Regions from separate parts of the Homo sapiens genome. Here regions 2 and 3 are each linked to region 1. A link is a loop called in an ENCODE intact Hi-C map of the cell type or tissue named here. Cell type or tissue: K562. All regions are shown on one strand.

Evidence for each region. A loop is a pair of places that touch in the nucleus more often than their neighbours do. Peaks named below come from ENCODE experiments on the same cell type or tissue, not always from the same donor. Only the 100,000 strongest peaks of a DNase experiment are listed, where the experiment ranks them.
Region 2: a loop joins it to region 1, with 4 times the contacts of the local background. A loop is called at or near these places in 62 of 110 quality-filtered maps.
Region 3: it touches region 1 in a loop (5-fold over the local background); 4 of 110 quality-filtered maps call a loop at or near these places.

Annotation. Positions count from the first base shown.
Region 1 is chr22:22,460,588-22,468,587 of GRCh38, forward strand. It overlaps IGL. Among named protein-coding and RNA genes, the nearest start is that of ZNF280B, 44 kb to the right of the region's middle. In K562, CTCF peaks have their summits at 324 (motif pointing right), 2,749 (motif pointing left), 3,661 (motif pointing right) and 4,518; DNase peaks (open chromatin) are centred at 314, 2,754, 3,082 and 3,674; H3K27me3 peaks cover 1,773 bases.
Region 2 is chr22:22,939,657-22,947,656 of GRCh38, forward strand. No RefSeq gene overlaps it. Among named protein-coding and RNA genes, the nearest start is that of IGLL5, 56 kb to the left of the region's middle. RefSeq lists enhancers at 1,602-1,691, 3,332-3,421, 4,062-4,311 and a silencer at 7,558-7,607. In K562, no CTCF peak of the experiment used is centred here; DNase peaks (open chromatin) are centred at 3,305, 4,185, 5,165, 5,325 and 5 weaker places; H3K27me3 peaks cover 2,361 bases.
Region 3 is chr22:22,707,171-22,715,170 of GRCh38, forward strand. It overlaps LL22NC03-102D1.18 (a long non-coding RNA gene), which reads right to left and starts at 4,424. Exons shown (of 3, transcript XR_001755442.1): 1 at 4,296-4,424. It also overlaps IGL, IGLV3-21 and the pseudogene IGLVI-20. In K562, no CTCF peak of the experiment used is centred here; DNase peaks (open chromatin) are centred at 2,691, 3,141, 3,721, 6,302 and 3 weaker places; H3K27me3 peaks cover 1,544 bases.

The sequences.
Region 1 (8,000 bases):
TGGACAACAATTCTTTCTGGCTACTTCCTTCTGGAAAGGGGCGTCATGTAAGGGGACAGCAGTTGGGCCTCCTCCTGAGGTTGATCTAAGGATTCTCTGAAGAATGGCATGTCCATGTGTGGCTCTGTCTGCAGCATTATTTGGAGTTTGATTGCTTCTAGGTGAAAAGAGATAAATCTTACAAGAAGGTTTAAAATATAGGGTTAGAATATGAGTATTAAGATTACCACTGTTAGTGGGGGTACTATAGACCACAACTATGACAGCAGAGTTTGATACTTGTTAGTTACACCAGTGGATTGTAATACTGGGTTGTCTCCACTAGATGTCACTGAATATTACCAGAAAGATTAATATGAAAGTGACATTTTTCCTTGAGAAAACCATACATTTCCCCCTTTACTTGCCATTAGTGAATAGTTTTAGGCTTAGACCATTTTTATAACTTGCAATATAATTGGGAGAAATACATTATTGGGTGGCTAAATTAACTTTAGTGTTAATCTTGACAATTCCTTTTCTTTAATTATTAAATTATTTCATGACTTTCACAGACCCTCTTACAACATACTCAAACTTTCCGACTTGTCCTAAACATCCTTCCTTTAAATAACCAGTCATTTGCTTTTAGGACAAGAATTTCCCACACAAGATCTTTTCTTATATAAAGTTCCTTCTTTTATAACCTTCTTTCTATAGCTTAGAGTGCACCATACAACCAGTCTTCAATAAAAAGTCCTATCAAACTTAATGATAGTAAAACTTTCATGCTATATCCATAACTATTACTCCTGCTATAAGCAAAACAGCCTTGACTAAATCTTTCCTGCAATTGTTAATCCTGTTATAAGGATGATAATTAGACAAGATGTTACAGCAATTAGAATTTTACAACCAGAATTCCACATTGTGAGTGCCATAGTGTATAGTTCTATTGCAAATAGTAGTGTGACTGTAACAATTCCCACAAGACTGGCATAGTAAATAATTTCCATTGAAAACTTTACTTGCCAAGATATAACATTTCCCTTTGGGAATCTACAAGGTTACAAATGCAATTCTATGAATAATCAAAATCTCCCTGCGAATATGCATTAAAAAGAAGTTCTAATATTTGGTGGCAAATTTTTAGAGGAAGGGGTACAAATAATAAAAAGTGGCCGGGCATGGTGGCTCACACCTGCAATCCCAGCGCCTTGGGAGGCTGAGGTGGGCAGATCACGAGGTCAAGAGACTGAGACCATCCTGGCCAACATGGTGAAACCCCATCCCTACTAAAAATACAAAAAAATTTTGGGAGGCTGAGACAGGTGGATTATGAGGTCAGGAGATCGAGACCGCCTGTAGTCCCAGCTGCTCGGGAGGATGAGGCAGGAAAATGGCATGAACCTGGGAGGCAGAGCTTGCAGTGAGCTGAGATCGCGCCACTGCACTCCAGCCTGGGCGACAGAGCAAGCCTCCATCTCAAAAAAAAAAAATAAAATAAATAGCTGGGTGTGGTGGTGCATGCCTGTAATCCCAGCTACTAGGGAGGATGAGGCAGAAGAATCACTTGAACCCGGGAGGCAGAAGTTGCAGTGAGCTGAGATCATGCCATTGTACTCCAGCCTGGTGACAGAGCAAGACTCTGTCTCAAAAATAATAAATAAATAAAAAGCATCTGGTGAGGTAGGAGTGGGACTGAGTAGGATGAGTAGCCCTCACTCAGTTACTTATCTTTTATGATTTTCAGCTTAAGATCTTCTATTTCTCCACTTTGATATTCAGGACGTTCCTCTGGGCTGTCAGGGGTTGCTCCCTCAGGCATTCAGGCTTTGACTTGAGTGTGATGTATTCAGAAGTTGACACCTGTAACTTTTGCTGCCAAGGGGGTTGAAAGAGAACAGTGTAGGGCCCTTCGCAGCTTGGCTTAGGGAAGGAGAGAGAGGTGAGAGTTTTCACTAGTACCAAATTTCCTGGGTTAAATAAAGGTGGTTCTATTTCCTGGGGCTGGGCTTCTGCCAGTTGTGTCAATTTCTGTTGGAAGTGAGGTAGAGAGGTTACATGCTTAACCAATTTATAGGTTTTCTGCCTGAAAACAGTCTCTGAGCACATTGACAAATTTTATCCTTTCCTAAGTGAAAAGCTTGGTGAAGGATTTTAAGAACTTTCCATTGGCTGGAGGCTGGCAAATGGAGTTTGCCATCCTCTGGCTGTAGCCATCCTGAGAGATAAAAAGCATACCCTTGAGAAGTGGCCTATTCTGTTTCTGCAGGAAAATACTGAGGTTTAATTTCTGTTATGGAGCATTCCTAGATTAGAAGGGGGCTTGAAGTGTGTTAATGCCTTGAGGCTTCCTTGCCTTTGACTTAGCTGCCTGATTAATCTATTTCCTTTGGCTACTTTATTTGCTGCCTTTTGGTGTTCCTATAATGTATCCCTGCTATTTCTCACGGCATAAAAAGTGAAGATAATAGCCTGCTAATTTTCTGGTGATATTTTACAGGAAATCCATTAGTGGTAAGAGGATGTCTTTCCTTTTAAATGGCAGCATGAGTATGGAGAGCTAAGAAAGCATACTTGGAGTCCGTGTAAATGTTGGCTACCTTTCCCTTGCTTAATTGAAGTGTTCTCGTAAGAGCTATTAGTTCAGCTAATTAAGTGCTTGTGTCTGGGGAGAGATGTTGTTTAGAGTGACTACTGCTTATCCTGCCTTATGTATTTCTTGCTTTACCGGCTGTTAGTTAAAAGCGCCCCCTAAAGGACAGTAATCCTGCCACATTACGTGGGGTGTAAACAGTTAAGTTCTTTCCCAGGATTAATTTGGAGGCTTTTCTAACTGTAAAGCTATCATGACAATGGCTTGGAAGCATGTGTAAATAGGTCCTCCTAACTGCAACTAAGGTTGAGAAAAATATTGTACTAGAGTTTTTCCTGAGATGTTCCTTATGGTGATGCTATGAGAAGAGGGGAGGCCTGGATTAGAGAGAAGAAAAGAGAGAGATTGGCTTTAGTATTTAGAAGGACATCTACTTTCCTTCAATTTCCAGAATCACCCAGGTCCTGGCACCCTGTTAAATGTGCCACCCATGTTTGCAAGCGTGACCCTCCAAGCCATGGCACCAGAGGAACTAAGCTTGTGGGCCTAGTCGTGCTACCCCAAGCAGCTCTAGTCCTCTGCCTATGATTTCCCTTTGACTTCCTAGACTTGTGTGATCTGTGTGTCTCACCCCACCCCCACCCCCAAAAAAATAGATCTTGGCAGAAACTATATGGAAGGAAAGGCTCCTTTAATGGAGGGAATGTGCTAGATTGCCTGCTATTATGGCCTGTGCTAAAGCATTTACCCTTAGAAAAATGGTTCCAGTTAACTTCCAGACTTAAAATCTCCTTACTAATTAAGTACTGTTTTAATCGGAGAGAGAACAGGTGTCTTAAAGGAACGCGGGGACCTAATGGCGACTTTCCTGCTAATGGGACAGTATCGGGGCACAAATTCGGCTGCAGAGGAATTTTACTCCTAATAGTTAAAAGCAGAATTTTCCCGTTCACAGGAGCAGCATAAATCCTGGTTTCCAGTAGAAAGGTGCAAAAAGAAAAAAATTGAGAAGCTGCGGTGTACCGCGGAGATCAGCAATGTGTCGCATAAAGAGGATTTTATTTCCACTAGGTGGCGCTGTTGGCCTAGAAATACCATGTGCTCACCAGAGGAATTTTAGGGAGTAACCTCACTGAGGGGCAAAGGAAGACTTCTGTTCCTAGAAGATTGCAATGGCATTTTCCTGAGCTATCTCCCCAGTTACTACAGCATTTTCTGATCTTGCCTACCAGGATTACTTCCCTACGCTGTAAAAATTCCCGCACATTTGACACACAGAGAGAGTAAGAGACATAACGACCACGGATAAAAAAGGAAGAAGGTTCTGCGACAGGATAGCTAGGGATCCTTTACCAACATCCAGAGCAGGCCGTTGGAGGCTGGGTCCAGTCCCGAAACCTTTGAATAACACCAGGCTGTGCCCTGGCCAGAAATTCTCAGTTGCTTCAGAACTTTTCCCAGCCTCACGCGATGGCTAAGTTTCCCCATGAAAAGAAACTGATTTGAAGCATGACCAACATTCCCAAAGACCCGTGAGTATTGCGGGTTCTCCGTGTTCTGACCAGCAAGCCTAACACTCAAGTCTTTAGAACAACAGCCATGATAAGCGTATTTAGACGGCCAATGGATGCCCATAATTGATTTGATTTTGATTTTAAAATAGAGACCAAGAACCTCTGAATGACAGAACAGACTTTGAGTTCACTCCTCTAATCACTACGTCGATGAATGTTGTACCTTGGATTCCCAGTGAAGGCACCAGAAAGGATACGGCTCTGATGACTGGAGAAACACCAGGGTCTTTTGTCTCATTCTGAGAAAATTAGCAACATGGATGGACATATGTGGAGTGGTTTTAAGGAGTGGAAAGTTTAACAGGCAAGAGAGAAGAAAAACAGCTCCCCCATAGAGAGGGAGAAGGGCTCCGAACGGAAAACCCTACATGTGGTGGACAGCAGCTGGTTATATTGGGAGGCTGGAGGAGGCAGTGTCTGATTTGCACAGGGCCCAGGGAATGAGTTTGACCAGGTGTGTCATTCACGCAGCCTGTAAAAAAACTGGCCCTCCCACCCTAGCCTTTTAATATGAAAATTCAGGTTGCCATGATGTCCTGCACATGTGGCTTTTATGTGGAAGCTGCCGTGACACCTGGCACATGTGGTGACAAGGAGAAGAGGGCGAAAGCCACCATATTGGGTGGACCTGGCTTCTAGCCACCAGCATTTGCGTATCAATGCTTGCCAGTCTGGTTTTTCAAGCCGCTTTCTGTTAGCAAAGAAATGGTTTGGGGGTCGCTTTTTATTAAAAGAAAATTCCACCAAGAACTTTCACCCTTTCTTGCTGCCTAAAAATTATTTATTAATAACTCCTGTAGTAGCTGGAGACAAGGAGGCAGGGATGGCACTGGGAGGACCAGGGCTCTTCCTTGCTCCCCTGGCTTACTGAGCCACCTCCCTCACCCTGTGTCTCTCTCCTGACTCTCAGGGTCCTGGGCAGTCAGAACTCACTTGGTAACCTGCACAGTCTGTCTGTGGCTAAACCAGTCACCATCTCCTGCACTGGAAGCAGCAGCAATAAGGGTCTTGGGATTGTGTCCTGGTACCAACAATGAACAGGAAGTGTCCCCAAACCTCTGATCCATAGAAGCCAATATACACTTTTAGGGATGTAGGACTGATTCTCAAGCTATCAGTTTTCCAAAAAGGCCTTCCTGAGCATCTCTGGGCTCCAGGATGAGAACAAGGCTGATCACTAATGTTGGCATTAGTGATCATGTTTGTGATTTGCTATAAAATCATCCAGCGATGGAGTAAGATGATGGGTAAAAAGGGTTGAAAGATTAAACAAGATGAGTCACACTGATGATGTCAAAGCTAGCTGATGGGTGCCAAGGATTCATTAGACAACTCTCAGCATATTTATATAACTCAAAAATTTCCATAATAATCACTGCCTAAAAAAATCCATGTCTGTGATGAGAGGTATATGTCCTGCTTTTAATTGGTATGTAACCTGATTTTAACAATGTGGTATATAATCTGCTTTTAACAACGTGGACAAAATGTAAGCTTACATTCTGACTTCAAGTTGAAGCCCATCTTCTCCTAACAGGCAAAGGAGGAGCTGGGGTGGAGGCTATGAAAGGGACCGGAGCTCAGCGTTTCCCAGGACAAAGAAGTGAGTGAGGCCGGAGTCCCAGCAGAAGGACGAGGGGCTGTGAGATGGGCTATGGGAGTGTGCAGGGGCCACAACGTGCAGGTCATGCTGCTGGGGCCACAGGATTCAGGTTTTATATAAACAACAAGGAGCCACTGAAGGTGTTTAAGCCAGGGAGTGACATGCCACATCTGAATGAGAAGCATCTCTCTGAATTCCTTGAGGAGACAGTGTCTGAAGGAAGTGAGTGACCTGATTCTAGATTATTTACTAAAGCACCTTGTAAGTCTAGAAATCCAGGGGCCATTTACAATTAGCACAAGTGTAGATGTGGGCTACATTGAAGAAGTGATGGTCTCTTGTCATTCTTCACAGAACTAGAAAAAACAATCCTAAAATTCATATGGAACCAAAAAAGAGCCCACATAGCCAAAGCAAGACTAAGCAAAAAGAACAAATCTGGAGGCATCACACTACCTGATTTCAAACTATACTATAAGGTCATAGTCACTAAAACAGCATGACACTGGTATAAAAATAGGCACATAGACCAATGGAAGAGAACAGAGAATCCAGAAATAAACCCAAATACTTACAGCCAAGTGATATCCAACAAAGCAAACAAAAATATAGAGTGGGAAAATGACACCCTATTCAACAAATGGCGCTGGGATAATTGGCAAGCTAGATGTAGGAGAATGAAACTGGATCCTCATCTCTCACCTTATACAAAAATCAACTCAAGATGGATCAAGGACTTAAATATAAAATCTGAAACTATAAAACTTATAGAAAATAACATCAGAAAAACTCTTCTAGACATTGGCTTAGGCAAGGATTTCATGACCAAGAACCCAAAAGCATATGCAACAAAAACAAAGTTCAATAGGTGGAACTTAATTAAACTAAAGAGCTAAAGAAAAAAAAGAGCTTAATTAAACTAAAGAGCTAAAGAACTAAAGAAATCAAAATAATCACTTATAGAATGATGAAATCGGTGTCTGGGAATCAGAACATGGATGTGTGAATACAGACAGTGACTGGTGAGCTGCATGGCAAAAGGAACATCAGCAGAGTAAACAGACAACCTACAGAGTGGGGAAAATTCTTCACATTCTATACATCTGACAAAGGACTGATATATCCAGAATCTACAAAGAACTCAAACAAACTAGAAAGAAAAAAAAAACTCATCAAAAAGTGGGCTAAAGGCATGAGTAGATAATTCTCAAAAGATGATATACAAATGGCCAAGAAACATATGAAAAAATGCTCAACATCACTAATGATCAGGGAAATTCAAATCAAAACCACAATGAGATACCACCTTACCACCTGCAAGAATGGCCATAATTAACATATAATAGATGATGGCATAGATGCAGTGAAAAAGGAACACCTCTACACTGCTGGTGGGAATGTAAACTAGTACAACCACTGTGGAAAGCAGTGTGGAGATTTTTTTAAGATCTAAACATAGAACTACCATTTGATCCAGCAATCCCACTACTGGGTATCTACCCAGAGGAAAAGAAGTCATTATACAAAAAAGATATTTGCACACACGTTTATAGCAGCACAATTCACAACTGCAAAAATGTGGAAGCAACCAAAATGCCCACAACTCAATGAGTGAATAAAGAAACAATATATATATGATGATATACTACTCAGCCATTAAAAGGAATGAATTAATGGCATTAGTAGCAACCTGGATGGGATTGGAGACTTATTCTAAATGAAGTAACTCAAGAATGGGAAAACATTGCATGTTCTCACTCAGAAGTGGGAGCTGGCCAGGAGTGGTGGCTCAAGCCTGTAATCCCAGCACTTTGGGAGGCCGAGGCGGGTGGATCACAAGGTCAGGAGATCAAGACCATCCTGGCTAGTGTAGTGAAACCCTGTCTCTACTAAAAACACAAAAAAATTAGCTGGCCATGGTGGTGGGTGCCTGTAGTCCCAGCTACTCAGGAGGCTGAGGCAGGAGAATGGTGTGAACCTGGGAGGTGGAGCTTTCAGTGGGCTGATATCATGCCATTGCACTGCAGCCTGGGTGACAGAGTGAGACTCCATCTAAAAAAAAAAAAAGAAGTAGGAGCTAAGCTATGAGAATGCAAAGGCAGAAGTGTTACGGGAAGTCAGGGACCCCAAAGGGAGGGACCGGCTGAAGCCATGGCAGAAGAACATAAATCGTGAAGATTTCATGGACATTCATTAGTTCCCCAAATTAATACTTTTATAATTTCTTACGCCTGTCTTTACTGCA
Region 2 (8,000 bases), 480 kb after region 1:
AAACACAGATGACATGGAGTTGACCAAAGCATCTAGAGCTGAGATTCCAGGAAGCAGATCTCTCTCCTTTCTCTGGGACCATCCTAGGAGAGGTTCCAGGGCCCCCTGGCACAGAGGTGCCACCAGCGACCTCAAACTTCAGGCGCAGGTGGGGGCAACAGGCGTAGTTGAGGCTACAGGGACACAGGTGTCAGCACAGCATACGAGAGGGCCACCTTGTTTGTTTTCTGACTTCCTCTTAAAATACAGTTTATCGCCCTTGATCTTTAGTTTCAAATAGTAACTATTCACAGTAAACAATGTGACACAGTAAACAACGTGTACAGAAAAACAAACAGGAGAAAACAATTTGCCCCTTGTACTTCACCCAGAAGAGCCACTGCTAATATTTTGATGTATTTCCTTCTATTTTAGTTGCAAACTGTAACAACCATTAAATAAATAAATACGATGAATTTGTAAAGTTTACAGAGTAATAATAGGAGTGATGATTGCACAACATCGTGAATGTACTAAATGCCACTCAATTGTACACTTTAAAATGGTGAATTCCACATGATGTGAGTTTCACATCTATTAGCCTCCTGGGCTAGGAATACTGCCTAGACCTCAGGAACCACGGAATTCATCATCTCTTTCCTTTTCCTTAAAGTTTGACCTCCTGTGTGTGCCCTTCAACAAACGGTTTTTCAGCTTGTCCTGCTTTTGAACTTCATACGGATTGAAGAAGACCATGTGTATTTTTCATGGTTTGCTTCTTTCTCAACACTGTCTCTTTGATATTGATGTTGATGAATTACTCATTTCACTGCTGACTAGAAGCCCACTGTGTGGAGGTCCCATCACTCAGCTGTCCACTCTGCTGCCACTGACACATGGGCAGTTTTGCCCAGGAGCAGGGCATCAGAAACACCCAATTGGAGTCCAGTGTGACAGTTTGTCCAGGGCCTGTCATTGTACAACACATCATTTCACTTTGTTTTTCAAACATAGTGAATTCTTTCCTAATTAAAGAAGAAAAGAGTATAAAGAGAAAGTTTCCAGTGCAGCCTGGAGATCTGTACTGGTTGTATCTGGAATTCCAGACTCAGCCTTGCATTTCACATAGCAGATAGATGATGATGATGGAGAAGGAGAAGAAGAAGGAGGAGGAGGAGGAAAGAAGGAAGAAGAAGAAGAAGAGGAGGAGGAAGAAGAAGACGAAGGGAAGAAGAAGAAGGAGGAGGAGGAGGAGGAATAGACAGACTGACAAAGATTCTCTACGGTTGTCACTTAACAACATATCCATGCAGGTGTGGATAAACCTGGGTGCGCATCACACTGGGAACAAGCAGCTCCAACAACACTGAGGCAGCCTCTTCCCAAGTCAGCTGGACAATTAGGCTGCTTTGCTCAGGTCATTCACTGTTCTGAGCAGGACACAGCCAAAGCCCCTCGCCCCCACCTCTGTGCAAGGATCCAGTGACTGACTTGGGGTTGACCCTCTCTGCAAAGATCAAAGGTCATGCCTGTCTAAGGCCTTGGACGCATGTCCCAGACTGACTTCCAGAGAAGAGAGCCTGAACTGCCCTGCTGAGTGCCCAAAGAGGCCCCCCTGCATCCACGAAAGGTACCCATGAGGGTGTGGAAGGAGAGGCATCCACAGGAACTGGGCTCCCACCTGCCCCACCTGACCCCAGCTCTACACTGAGAATAGGAAAGATAGAGGGGCCCCCAGGGCCTCCTCCAAACTCCCCAGAGCATCCACTGTGAGGTGACCTGAACCAGGCCCCAAGCTCCCTCCTCAGGGAGGCCTCAGACTCCTCCACCTCCGCAGCCTCCACCGTGGCTGCTCTGTGTCTCTCTCTGGCAGCACCAACCACCCCCACTGCTACTGACACCACCATTGGAGAAGGCTCAGGGCTATGAGTTCAGCCTCTGGCTGCTCTGGAGATCTAGGGAGGCAGGAGGGCTGCAAGTGGGGGCTGGGAGAGCTATTCCAGGTCAGGGGTCTGTGGGCTGGAGTCTGTGAGGTGTGCACATGTGGGGCTGAGGGATGGCTGGAGAGGCCCTGTTGGTGGCCACTGTCTCCACCTTCAGAGCCCAGGAAGGAGATTTGGCCCCTCCTGCATCAGATAATCCCTAGCTCCTTAGTTCCCAAGTCTTCAGTCCCCAGCCTGGCTCTCCTGGGGTGGCTGCCCTTGCTGTGGGAGGCTGGGGGGATCTTCAGCCCAGCACCTCCAGCAGCAGGGCCTGGTGCCCCCAGCTCTGCACTGGCCCAGGTCTCAGATCCTGGGCTGTCAGCCCCTCATGGGTCCCAGGTGCCCAGCCCAGCTGCCCCAGGAGGCAGGGGGGTCTGGGGGACACCAAAAGAGTCTTAGAGAATGGACCTCACCACTCAGCCACACAGAAAAACTGAGGCCCAGAGGGGACAAAGGACTTGTCATGGGTCCAGCTGTGAGCCTGGCTGCCAGTCTTAAGGCCCAGTGCTCCCCCACAGGATGCTGTCACACACACTTGGCCCTGATGAGGTCCCCTCTTAGCTGGGATCCAGCCCCATGACCAGCACCCCGAGGCTGCAAAGGGTGCTGGGCTCCAGCACCCCAAGACTCCACATTGACCACTCTGAGCAGAGGAGCCCTTGGGTCTTTGGGGAGGTTAGAGAGCTGGCACCCCCACCCCAGTCTACCCGGCCCCGGGGTTCCTCTCTGGATAGGGGGCCCCAGTGCAGTTCACACAGGCCCTGCACGTGTTCCTTCCTCAGGGCATGCGTGGCTGAAGCTTGCTCAACACTAAACATCCCAGCCCAGTTTATTGAATGTGAGGGATACGCAGGGTCTGAGCAGAGCAGCCATCCCCTCCTGCCTCCCCTCCTTCCAGCGCTAGAGCCAGAGTGACTCCACTGTCCTGTGCCCACCCCCAGACCAAGGAGCCTCAGGACCACTCTTGGGGCAGGGAGCTCGAGGCTATAGGAAGATTGCCCCAGAGCAGGATGGCTGAGTGTTCAGGAGTCCAGCCATGTGGTAACCGTGCACTGCAGTGTCACCTGAACAGGGATGTCACCACGTGAAGGCATCCCAGCTGCATCCTTGGCTGACATATCCTAACTGTGCCTGTACAAGGGGCTCCACACACACACACATCCACACACACACACACACACAGTCACACTTACATACCCATTCATGCTCACACATTTATCCACACACATTCATACTCATTCACACACACACACGCATTCACACACTCACACCCACTCACATGCACTGGCCAGAGCCAGAGTCGATAGCGCCCTCTAGTGGCCACTGTTGTCCCTTCTCTAGAAGGTCTCTGTCTTATCAGTCACAACCCCCAGGAGTCTTCATCCGGAAATCCCAGGATGCACAAGTCTGGCAAGATCATTATCTCCTTTCACAGAGAGGGATGTGACCTGGCCAAGGTCCCTCATCAGGAAAGTGGTACAGCCCTCCCCTCCACCCACCACCAATGGTCCGGGTACTCAGATTCCGAATAACTCCAGCTCCTGAGGCCCTGTCAGAGCCCAGAGGCTGGGCCCTCTCCCAAGGGAGGGGCTGGAGCAGAGGATCTGGGGGCCCTTGTACACCCACCTGTCACATACACAGGGTGCACGGTCCCCCGGGAGGGAAGAAGACACCTTGGGGGAGAGGAATTTCCAGGCCAGAGAGTCCCAGAAACGGCTCTCCTCTGTGCCAGGTGGGACGGGGTATAGGAGGGGAGGGCCTGCCTGGGCTTTAGGAAAACACAGAAATGCCAAGAACATTGACACACAGCAGTAACAAATGCTAGCCTGCTGTCAACTATCACAGGCTTTTACTGAGAGGAAAATACAACTGATCAGGTTAGATTCCCCTCCGTTTCCCTCCCCCTTTTCCCTGAGAGAAACCCAGTGCTGCTCACTCCACATGCAGCCATTCAACAGCTCTGGATGTGGCTTTATGCCCAGGGGACCCAGTGGTGGCCTCGGGGGCCAAGCCCTGGAACCAAGTGCCATTGGGTGACATAGGCCTGGAACAAACACCACGTGATGCTGTCATTTGTGATGTGATGAGTTCTTTACGAAAAAGACAGGGTCAAACGGGAGACTGTGACAACTGCTGGTTTAGCTGGATGGTCAGGAAGGGACACCCCTGAGTCAATGAGGGGACCGGCCAGTTGTGGAGGTGCCTGGGGAGGAGCGCTCCTGGCGGCAGAAACAGCAAGTGCGAAGGCCTTGGGGTGAGACTCTGCTGACGAATTGCAGAAACAGCAAGGAGGCCATGTGGCCAGATCCAAGAAGAGAGGAGGGGTGAGGGAGGGAAGGGGTAGAGGGAGCTGGGTTGCAGGCGGGGGTGGGGGTTCCTTGGGGCCTTACAGACCATGCTGAGCAGTTTGCATTTGTTCTCAGTTTTCAAATGCACCTGAACAACATCATGTGGAACCTGTCACGCTCCTTCTAACTTGCTACATGTATATCTCTAGTACTAGGAGATGCAACTAGATAAATAAGACAGAGCTCCATGGTTCAACATACAAATAGACGCTGGTCCCGGCCCATCCCCAGTGGATGGACATCTGGGCTGTCTGGGTTATTCATTCACAAACACAGGCCAGTGAGCCCCTGCATGTCCCCGTGCATACATCATGCCTCCCAAGGACACACACTCACCCTGTAACTAGAGGGACACACGTCTATATTTGGGTTTACTATGAACTGAGTTCTCCCCAGAGCAGCCAGACTAATGCACAGCCCAGCAGGGCCACCATCTCATGCCCCACAACCACACCCTGCCTTGGAACTGTGGACGATTGGGATGTTCCTATCCCCAGAGAGCACAGACATCTGGCACCAAATGAGAACCAGGTAAAGCCCAAGGGCGAGGCCCAGCCCGCCGGGCGTCACTCGAAGGTCACCAGACCCTGCCACCCTGATGCCCATTCTGCTCCTGCCTCGTTGACCTTGGCCTCCCTGAGCCTCAGTTTCCCCATGGTTTTATTCAGAGGTTGCAGTCCTGGTCCCTACTCTTTTGAGTCTGCACAGACTGGGGCCCTTCCCAGCACTGCTAGCATGGGGGCAGAGACCCTTGGTGGCCGAGGAGGGTGAAGTGGGCCACCGGAGCCGGGATGGGATTGCAGGACAAGAGGGGGCCACCGGGTTGGGTAGTGCGACCCCCGGAAAGCACAGGGAGCTGTGCCCCTCCACAGGATTCCCGCCCTCAGAGCCCCTCCCCTCTGTGCCCCAGAGCAGAAGCTGAGCCTGGGCTGTGTCCATGGTAGAGGAAATGCTCCCTCCATTGGGAACAGCGTGGCCGGCTTCTGGGCTTGGGGAAGGAGAGGGAGAATTCTGGGCGGGCGATAGAGGGGCCCAGGTTCCCTCTGGTCATGACCTTGAAGTTGCCCAGGTGACCAGGAAGGAGGAGGGTGCTCCTCTCTGTCAAGAAGATCTGAGCTTCTCTTCCCTAGAATCAGCTACTCTTCTATCCCCCTAAAAATGTACAGGAATTTTGCACGTTGAATGAATGGATAGTTTACTAACCAGTTTGGGAAGAATTGACACCTTTCAATCCATGAATATCCTCTGTCTTTCCCATTAGTATACTTTAATAATTCTCAAGAAAGTTGTACAATTTTCCCCATAAACAGCTTGGACATCTCTGTAGATGAACCCCTAGTTTACTGATATACATTTGTTGTGAGTTTTTGCAGGGAGCGGGTCGGGGGAGGTGTTTGTTTCGGTTTTGTTTAGAGACAGGGTCTGGCTCTGTCACCCAGGCTGGAGTGCAGCGGCACAGTTTTGGCTCACTGCTGCCTCAAATTCCTGAGATCAAGTGATCCTCCCACCTCAGCCTCCTGAGTAGCTGGGACTACAGGCATGCACCACCATGCCTGGCTAATTTTTAATTTGAAATTGTTTTGGTAGAGACAGAATCTTGCTATGTTTTCCAGGCTGGTCTCAAACTCCTGGGCTCAAACAATCCACCCGCCTCAGCCTGCCAAAGTGCTGGGATTACAGGTGTGAGCCACTGTGCCCAGTCCAACTGATATTTTTAATGTGATTGTAAATTGTATCCCTCTTTAATATTATTTTCCATTCATCTGCTGATGTACAAAAATATATTAAATAATAGGCTTATATATTTGAAATCAGATCTGGTAAATTTGCTACACTTTCTCATAGTTCTAAAAGTGTATCTGTGCAGTCTGTAGGATTTGCTGCACATTTAAACATGTCATCTGTGAATGGTGACAATTTTGTTGCCATCTTCTCAATTCCTACACCTTTCATTTTTTTCTTTCACCTTACTCTCCCTGCTGGTATTCAGTACAATGCGGCATCCTTGTCTTGTCACAAAGGATGTTTATATACAGTTCACTATTAAACACGATGCCTGCTGTAGGTTCCTTGCAGGAGTCTCTCACCAGATTAAGGAAGTTATTTTACATTTCTCGTATGGTAAGTAGTTTCTGAAAATCATTCTTCAGATTTTATTCAATGTTTTTTCTGCATCTTTTATTGTGATTTTTTTCTCCTTTAATATTGCAATTTGTCATTCTTCTAATGTCAAACCGATTTTGCATCCTTGGAATGCATGGACCAGACTTGTCCATTATGTACTAGCCAGCACTATATGTGGCACTACTGTGATTAAGGCATCGTTTATTCTTCAGAATTGTTTTATTCTCTGGAGGATCTTGTGTAAGGTTGGAATTTCCTACCAGTGAATCTCTCTGAGCCAGTTTTGGGGTTGTTTTTGTTTGTTTTGAGACAGAGTCTCGCTCTTTGGCCCAGGCTGGAGTGCAGTAGCGCCATCTCAGCTCACTGCAACCTCCACCTCCTGGGCTCAAGTGATTCTCCTGCCTCAGCCTCTGGAGTAGCTGGGATTACAGGCTCGTGCAACCACACTCAGCCAATTTTTGTATTTTTAGTAGAGAAGAGGTTTCATTGTATTGGCCAGGCTGGTCACAAACCCCTGACCTCAAGTAATCCACCCACCTCAGCCTCCCAAAGTGCTGGAATTACAGGCATGAGCCACCGCACCCTGCCTAACCCAGTTTTGTTTGTGGGAATATTTGTCACTATGTATTCAATACCCTTAGAAGAACTGAGATTTTCTACTTCTTCTTGAGTCAAATATATGTGTTTGATTAGATTTTTCTAAGAATACTCTCATTTCATCTCAAAGTACTGGCATAATGTTGTTAAAATTGACTCTATTACCCATTTTAGGTATTCCACATCTATAAAACAACCCCCCGCCCCCAGCCCTGTTTACACTCGATATGGGTGATTTGTGCCTTCTTTCTTCTGTTTTTATTTTGTTTTGTTTTGTTTTGATATAGAGTCTCGCTCTGTCACGTAGGCTGAAGTGCAGTGGTGCAGTGGTGCAATCTTGGCTCACTGCAACCTCTGCCTCCCTGGTTCAAGTGATTCTCCTGCCTCAGCCTCCCGAGTAGCTGGGATTACAGGCGAGTGCCACCACACCTGGCTTATTTTTTGTATTTTTAGTAGAGACAGGGTTTCGCCATGTTGGTCACGCTGGTCTTGAACTCCTGACCTCAAGTGATCCGCCCACCTCAGCCTCCCAAAGTGCTGGAATTACAGACATGAGCCGCCGCACCCACCCAGTCCTTTCTTCTGTTCTTGATAAATTCACCGAATCAGTTTCAATTTCTGTAATATTGTAAAGGAACTAACTGCCACTTTCTTGCTGCATCATCCCACTGAATATATGATCTACTTCTTTAATACTTGTTCTTCCCTTTCTTATTTCCTTCAACTTTTCAAGATTATTTTACTGCATTTTTCTGAGATCTATGCATAGCTCATTCTTTTTCAGCTTATTTTCTATAAAATTTCTATACATATTTTAAGGTAATCAATTTCCCTCTATGTACTACATTAGCTGTATCTCACAAGGTTTTCATGTAATGATTTCATTATTGCTTAGTTCAAAATGTGACCTAATTTCCAATTTGAGAATCTCTCTAAATCACTGGGAACATATTTCCTCATTTCCAAGCAT
Region 3 (8,000 bases), 250 kb after region 1:
ATGATATCATGATAGAGATAAGAGAGCTAATGATGCTGGGCAGAGAAAGTGTGAATGTATACTGTCGTCCATTCCACCTGAATGCACACTGATTCTGATCCTATTCTCTGAGGGAAATAGACAAGACCTCAGTATCTGCTTCAGTGAGGTAACTGTGCACCTGCAGCCATAGCATTCTGTTCCCAGAGATCCCCATCTGGCACAGATATTGCTAATGCCACTATTGCCCATCTGGGTCTGTACAAATCCAAATTCATCTTCCAGGATCATTCAACTATTGTAGAGATCAGTCCAGTAAACTGAAAACAAAACCCCAGAAGTAATCACACGTACTGCGGGAGAGGAGAGAGCTGTCTCAGAGGGCACAGTCTTGTTGAAATTCCTCTGCTCCTTGGGAAGAAACAGCCCAGAAAAGGCCCCAGGGGCTGCGTCTCATCTGGGTTCCTGGATGAGGCACACCCCCTACTGCACTGAGATTCCACAGAAGCTGGGGGTGAAGTGCAAATACCGTCTTTGGTTCATCCTTGGGATTTTCTTTTTATCACACACTCGTCATTTTGTCCACAATGTCCAAAGTTTCTAAAGTGCTGTCTAATAGATAGAGGTTCTTTGTGCGCTGAACTAAAAGCTCTTGGGTTGGACAATGGTGATGTTTGCACAACATTTTTACTGTACTTACTGCCGCTTAATTACACACTTAAAAATGATTAAAAGGATGAAACATTTTGTTATGTTTATTTTACCATAATAAAAATATTGCATGCTCAGGAAGCAAAGTAATTTTGCAATTATACAACTGTTAAAAATGGAAGAATTATGTACTGAGCACCATTTTCTCTGTTGTTTATGCTACAATTCAACTTTCTCTCTCTCTCACTCTTTCTCTAATTAGCAATGATCTTCTGTCTGGTCCAAGGTCACACATTTCCAGTCTTCCAGAAATGTCTGTTGAATCTGTTAATTTGTTGCCAGGAAGAATACTCAAACTTCTCATGCTCATATTTGAGTGTTAGCTGTCTCCAGCCAGCATTTCTAAGCCAGACCCTTTGTCAAGGCTTTTGAATAATTTTGTGAAAAGTACCCCCAAAGATGACAGTGTTCACTGTTGGCAGCAGGACTGTTTCCATGCAGTAGGGCTATGCTGGGTGTGCAGTGGAGCTGTGCACACTGTGCTCACGGGGCAGATTCTGTGCTGCTGACTCTGATCCCTGTGCTTGGGAGGACCGTGTCCACTGCTGAGTCTACATCTGAATTTGATTCTCAAGAAAAAGGTCATTCATAGCTATTGGACACTGAGTCACATAGAGGGACAGAAGGTGGCTGAGGACACCTTATCTCTGATGAGCATAAGGGGATTAGATCTGCTGGTGGAACAGGAAGCTGAAGAAACCTGTGGCTCTAAACATGGAATTTCCAGCCCTGAGTCTCTGCTGTCCGTGCCCCTCTCATCTGTATGTTCCTGGGAGATGTGGACCACGGGGGTTAGAGGTGAAGGGGATTGGGAAGCTTTCATGTTCTCTCTCACCATCTCCCTTGCTTATCTAACACACTCTTACACACCTACTTTATTGGAGCTTCTGCTCTACAAACATGGCTGAGCTCTAAATTAGAGACTTTTGAAAGTGCAGACGGATGCAGGAACTCGTCCATCTGGAGACTTTCCACCACTTGAAGCAGTGAACACGTCTGTGCAAGGCTCAGAATTTCAAGTGACAGGATGTTGGGATTTCAAAGAAAACTAAATCTTTGGATGAACCACGACAGAAGAGGGAAGGTTCACACATTTCCCTGCTGCTTGGGCCTCAGTGAGGACTGACTCAGCCAGTCTCAGGCTCCTGGAGACCGCCTGGGAGATCTGCACTAGGAAACCATTTTCAGCACAGCCTGGGGCTGGTAAGGGGCCCTTACTCTGTTATTCTGCTGCCTGATAATTTTGCATCCAGAGAAGAATTAGGACCTGTGAGTCCAGGAATTTCAAAGCCCATAGACAAGGTCCCCTCATTCTGCCGTGACAGCCTCAGCTCTGCTTTCCCAAAAAAAGAGCATCTTCCCAGCATGAAGAACCAGGAGCAAAGAGGGAGCTTCTCCCAGGGGTGAGCAGGGCAGAAGCCACCTTGGTCAGTGGGAAGGAAACATGCTCAGCTCACATCTGACCCAGAATGACTCAGTCACACCTGTGCAGGGTCACCTGTGTGTGAGCATCATCTATTTGCTCCATGAGAAAATACCTTGTGTGGCTCTTGGGTAAAATCATACCATAGGTGACATTTCTCTGCCTATTGCTTCAGCCGATGCTTTTCGTGATTCCCTTTAGGACACTGGCATAAGGTAAGCATGTCAGGTGTGGGACGTATTGAACAGGAAAAGCAGAGGCTTCTCATATCAATGCTCGTGGCTTGTATTTGGGCCCATACCTCATGGAAATGGGAAAAACAGAAAAGAAAATGATACTCTGCTCAAAAAAGCACTGAGAAATGCTATAGTATTAATATATCGACAACTCATTTATTGAGCTAATGAAATATTAACATAGATAGATCATTTTTATAGGGGGATCCCTAATCCTTAAACATTATATTAAAAATTTGTCAGCTTAAAGGATCATTAAAAGGCCTATGTTTGATTGAAACCTGGAGTACTGTACTTTGAGTCTTCTAATCAGCCAATGAGTGCAGGGAGCTGGCTGCCCTCCCAGGTCCTGACTGGCTCCATGTCCAGGTAGAGCAGCGCTCCCCACAGGCAGCTGGAGGAACTGACGAGGGGAAGCTGTTGGCATCAGGGCCTCAAAAATTTGACTCAGGATTTTCCCACGTCCCCTCCCCAAGTCCAGGCGGGTTCCAGGACACTCAGAAGAGCTCATCATTATGGGTCTAGGACTTCCCTGGTCCTGCTCTTCTTTCTTCCTTCCCCAGTGGCCTTAAGATTGTCACTCCCTGTCACAGGCCCTTCCTTTCCTTGTCAAGTGCACTCCCTGAATTCTCTGCTCCTGGGTCAGGAAAGCTCTGGAACTTCAGGGAAAGCAGTGCTGGGTGACCCAATGGGGACCCAGAAAGCTGGCCCAGGGCCAGATACACAGGCAGCAGGGTGGGTCCCTACAGTGCTGCCTGGTGGGCATCAGGTAGAGGGGAGTGACCAGGACCAACTCCCCTGAGTGTCTTCAGGGCCAGGTGAACTAGGGAGGGTCTGGGACCTGGTGTGGACCCATGCACTGACCCAGGAATAGGACAGGAAACTCCTCAGAGCAAGGACTGTGTTTTCCTCATGCTGAGCTCCTGAAAAGCAGTCTTGCCAGGATAGAGTGGGCCAGGGTGGATATATGTTGGGTGAATGAGCTTCTGTCTCTGTTTTATTGCAGGAGTCACTACGAAGGTACGCTGGCCCTGTATTTGTATCCAGAACCAGTCAAAGCCACCTGTGAGTCCTGCATCCCTCAGTACCAAGCCCCAGTCCCCCTTCAGGACCACCCACCACACAGAGAGACAGACGTGCAGGGAGCCTGAGGAAGAACCTGAAACCTCCTCTACTACATGGAGTGTTTGTATTTCCATCAGGAATCTTGAGCACCTTGTGCCGGGTCTTGAGGCAGGAAGGGGCCACACAGAGAAGAGGAGTTTCTTCCCTGAGGTCAGCAGTCCATGAACGAAGGGATCAGGGACTTGAGCAGCAGATTCTGAAGCAACACCTGGACCCAGGAGGCCCCTGAGCCTCCAGCAGCCCGCGTAGAGTGGCCACCAGGGGGCAGCAGAGAGTAACCTGGCAGAAGCACCTGGAGATGGGGTGGGCCTGGGCATCAGGGAGATGCCCACATGCAGGGAGGGTCGGTGACCATGACCTGAGATCTGGAGGGAAAGAGGTTCTTCTTTTCTTAGAGTATTTGTCCTTGACACCGATGTTTACATTCTTCTGGCTTCCTGGTTCTCAGATCTGACTCTTGGAGATGATCCTTATTTTTCTGACACACATTCAGGCACTTTGCCTCTTCCCATCGACCTGGCCCCCATCTCACTGTCACACATGCCATCCCATCCTGTAGTCAGACGTGTCCCACCTCCCTGCCTTTGCTCTGGGAGCCCCTGTCCTGCAGACACAGCCACTTCTCCTTCCCTGGCCACCCCTCAACGTCCACTGTCCCCGGTCTTTCCTGACTCTGTTCTGGGGAACCTGCCAATTCGTAGTTCTTGATTTCCTTATGAGACACACAATACTTACTCATTAATCTTTTGTTGACTTAAGTTTTTATCCATTGTTACATTTTCCCAGCAACAGAAGACAACTTAGTTATAATAAACACTTACTTCCTGGGTCTTGGAGTTTGCAGCCCCCTCTCATTTTCTCATGAAGCAAACATTTCCTTCACCTCCTGATCTGTCCCTGGTCCTGACAGCACCCTGGTGATACTGAGGCACAGCACCCATGACCTGACACTAGAACTCGCAGCCAAGGTAGAAACTTACCGCATCCCATGGATCTTCCAAAATTCTATGTGCCCTTGGCAACCAAGAATTGCATTCTCCTCTAGCACAGAGGAGCTGTGCCCTGGAATGGGGCCTGTACCTGTCCAAGGCTTGTGCCGTCCCCTGTGGGAGATGAGAAGCGTCCCTGCATTGGGCTCTTGGGGACCCGTCTTGGACATGAGTGAGAATGAAGAGGGTCCCTGCATTGGGCTCTGGCATGTGACTTTAAATGGATTTAGGCCTGTACCAGACATCTCATGTCTGACATAAAATATTTACAATCAGGACATTACTAGAGAAGCAGAAAAAAGCTAACCACCTCCCTTCTGAGCCAGGATGGAATGAAGGAGGGGACTGTGGACCCCAGATAATTCCCCTGTCACCACTGTGACTCTAACAACCTCTTAAATCACGGCCAACATCTATCCCATAGGAAGGTCTTTATATCCCCTAGAAAATACAGAGGAAGTCAGCTCTGAGCTTTTCCACGACCAACCCAGCCAAGGAGCAAGGCTGGGCACAACCTGGGTAAAGATGTGAGCCCAGACCATGGGACCAGTGGGTGAAGGAAAATCGCATGGGCTGAGGGGGTGGGTAAGCAGGGGCCAGCCCTCCTCTCTCTGTTTCCTTTGGGGCTGAGTCCTTCTCTGGAAACCACAGATCTCCTCCAGCAGCAGCCTCTGACTCTGCTGATTTGCATCATGGGCCGCTCTCTCCAGCAAGGGGATAAGAGAGGCCTGGGAGGAACCTGCTCAGTCTGGGCCTAAGGAAGCAGCACTGGTGGTGCCTCAGCCATGGCCTGGACCGTTCTCCTCCTCGGCCTCCTCTCTCACTGCACAGGTGATCCCCCCAGGGTCTCACCAACCTGCCCAGCCCAAGGGTTCTGGGTCCAGCGTGTCCTTGATTCTGAGCTCAGGAGGGCCCTTCCTGTGGTGGGCAGGATGCTCATGACCCTGCTGCAGGGTGGGAGGCTGGTGGGGCTGAACTCCCCCCAAACTGTGCTCAAAGGCTTGTGAGAGCCTGAGGGACTGCACCTGCCAGGAGAGAGTAGTGAGTTTTCAGTTCAAAGTCTCCATACAACAGGAAAGTCATGGGCCACTGGGGCTGGGGCTGATTGCAGGGGATACCCTGAGGGTTCACAGACTCTCTGGAGCTTGTCTGGGACAGCAGGGCAAGGGATTTCATAAGAAGCATCTTTCACCTGCAAGCCAACCTCTCTCTTATTTATTTATTTATTTATTTATTTATTTATTTATTTATTTTTATCTTTGCAGGCTCTGTGACCTCCTATGTGCTGACTCAGCCACCCTCGGTGTCAGTGGCCCCAGGACAGACGGCCAGGATTACCTGTGGGGGAAACAACATTGGAAGTAAAAGTGTGCACTGGTACCAGCAGAAGCCAGGCCAGGCCCCTGTGCTGGTCGTCTATGATGATAGCGACCGGCCCTCAGGGATCCCTGAGCGATTCTCTGGCTCCAACTCTGGGAACACGGCCACCCTGACCATCAGCAGGGTCGAAGCCGGGGATGAGGCCGACTATTACTGTCAGGTGTGGGATAGTAGTAGTGATCATCCCACGGTGACACAGGCAGATGAGGAAGTGAGACAAAAACACCCTCCCAGCCTCGGTCACCCTCTTGCTCCAGCCCCGGGAAGCCTGTTGATAAAGCCATGAGTGAATCTGGCCCAGTTCACCTGGATCTGAGCCTTTCAGGTTGCCCTTCCCTCCAGCCCCCTCCAGGAGTCTCTACAGAAGATACATCAGGCATAAATATGGCCTGGAAGGGCCAGAATCATCTGGTGACTTGGGGCTGTTGTGTGAGTTAGAGAATGAAGGCTTGGGTGGAAAGACAGACAGAGGCAACCTCTGTCCACTGTCCTACCCCTGGATGGTCATATGGTGGGGACAGGGCAAGTCCTTAGACCAACTGTCTGGATCAGGCCCCAGAACTACTGCCCAGTTCTGCTGAGGTCCTGGCCCCCAGGCTGTGTGGCAGCCTGTGATTCCCAACAGAGCAAACCAGAGGAATGGACACTGTGAAGTCTGCCCAGATCCCCTCCTCAATGTGACCCACCTGGCACTGCTGAGAAGCCCAGCAGCTCAGAGCTGTGCCCTCACTGGGAAGTGCTGTTGGTTGCAGAAAGCTTCCTCAAGTTTGTGTCCCTTTTCAGAGGGGTTCGGTTTAATCAACCAAGATCTCAAATCCTTGCCTCAATTTAAGATGCCACTGAATGAAGGGCCTCCCAGCTCCAGAGCTCCCTGTGTGGATACCTGAGGCCTCAATGTCAACTCCATCACGAGTCAGGGTCTCCTTCTGCCCCGTGTTGCCTCCCCCACTCCCTTCTGAATCTTCTGTGCATGGACATCTCTATTGCAGAGTTAGCTTCCAGAGAACCCCATCTAAGATGGCCAGCTGTCCCCAACATGGGTCATCAGGGACCTGAGTAGGCCACTATAAACTGAAAACTCTGGTTTCTGTCCAAATTTGCAGAGTAAATGTTGAAATGCCCAATCTGATGGTTCCTTGAATTTTTATGGAATGAAAAGGGAGCCTGACATGCCAGGTGCTCTGGGTTGAGGGATTGTTGGAGTCAGATCTCCCTGCAGGAAAGCCCGGGGCAGGGGGAGCAGCCTCACCCCTCACAGGAACCACAGATACACCCACAAGGTGAGCTGCAGGATGGATGCTGCCCACCTCCACCCTCCACATCCTCTGTAAATGTTGCTCCTTTCTACAACTCCAACCAGATATGTAGATGTGGCGAACTACGTAAAATACGGATCATTCATCACATCAAAACCCACTGCAGGACACCCTGGTCAACAAAGAACCCAATCACATCCCCATCAACTACATAGTTTCCAAATTTTCCATCTCCAGAAAAATAACAATAACAATATACATGAAAATCGATGTAATTTATCTCATACATAATTTCATGTTGATAACGTGAAAATGATAGTATTTTGCTCTACTGAAATAAATAAAATATATATATATATCTGAATTTATTTGTCTTATCTTTTCATATTTAATGTGGTGACTAGACACTAGGGGGTCACAGGAGGATCGTGTCATACCACTATGGGACAGAGCTCCTCACAACTCTTTCAGGTGACAGGTACTGTTGAGTAACCTGCTGCAAGCATCCCCATCTCCACCAGACCATATAAGTGTGAACCCAGGAAGAGGCACTGGAACAATAGAGAGAAAAACCTGCTTGTGCAGAAGACGGTGCCCTTGAGCCCTGCTCCTGCTCCATCCTACGGGTGCCACATTCATCTCATGGTGTAATATTTCGTGCCCTGCCTGAGCTTATGACCGAGGGGATATGGCAGGTCTGACTGTGTGGTTACTGGTGTCTCATGAGGTTCTGGATGTAACAAAGCCCTCGAATATAGAAGAGGTTGTTTTCAAAAGGAAATAATTATCTACTGCACATGACATAGACTTGTTGCTAAATCCCATGCGTCTACACTAGGATTCTCCTCTGAAGCCTTGCCTTAAGCACAAGGTTTCAGTTCCTATGTCCAGTTCCTCTATT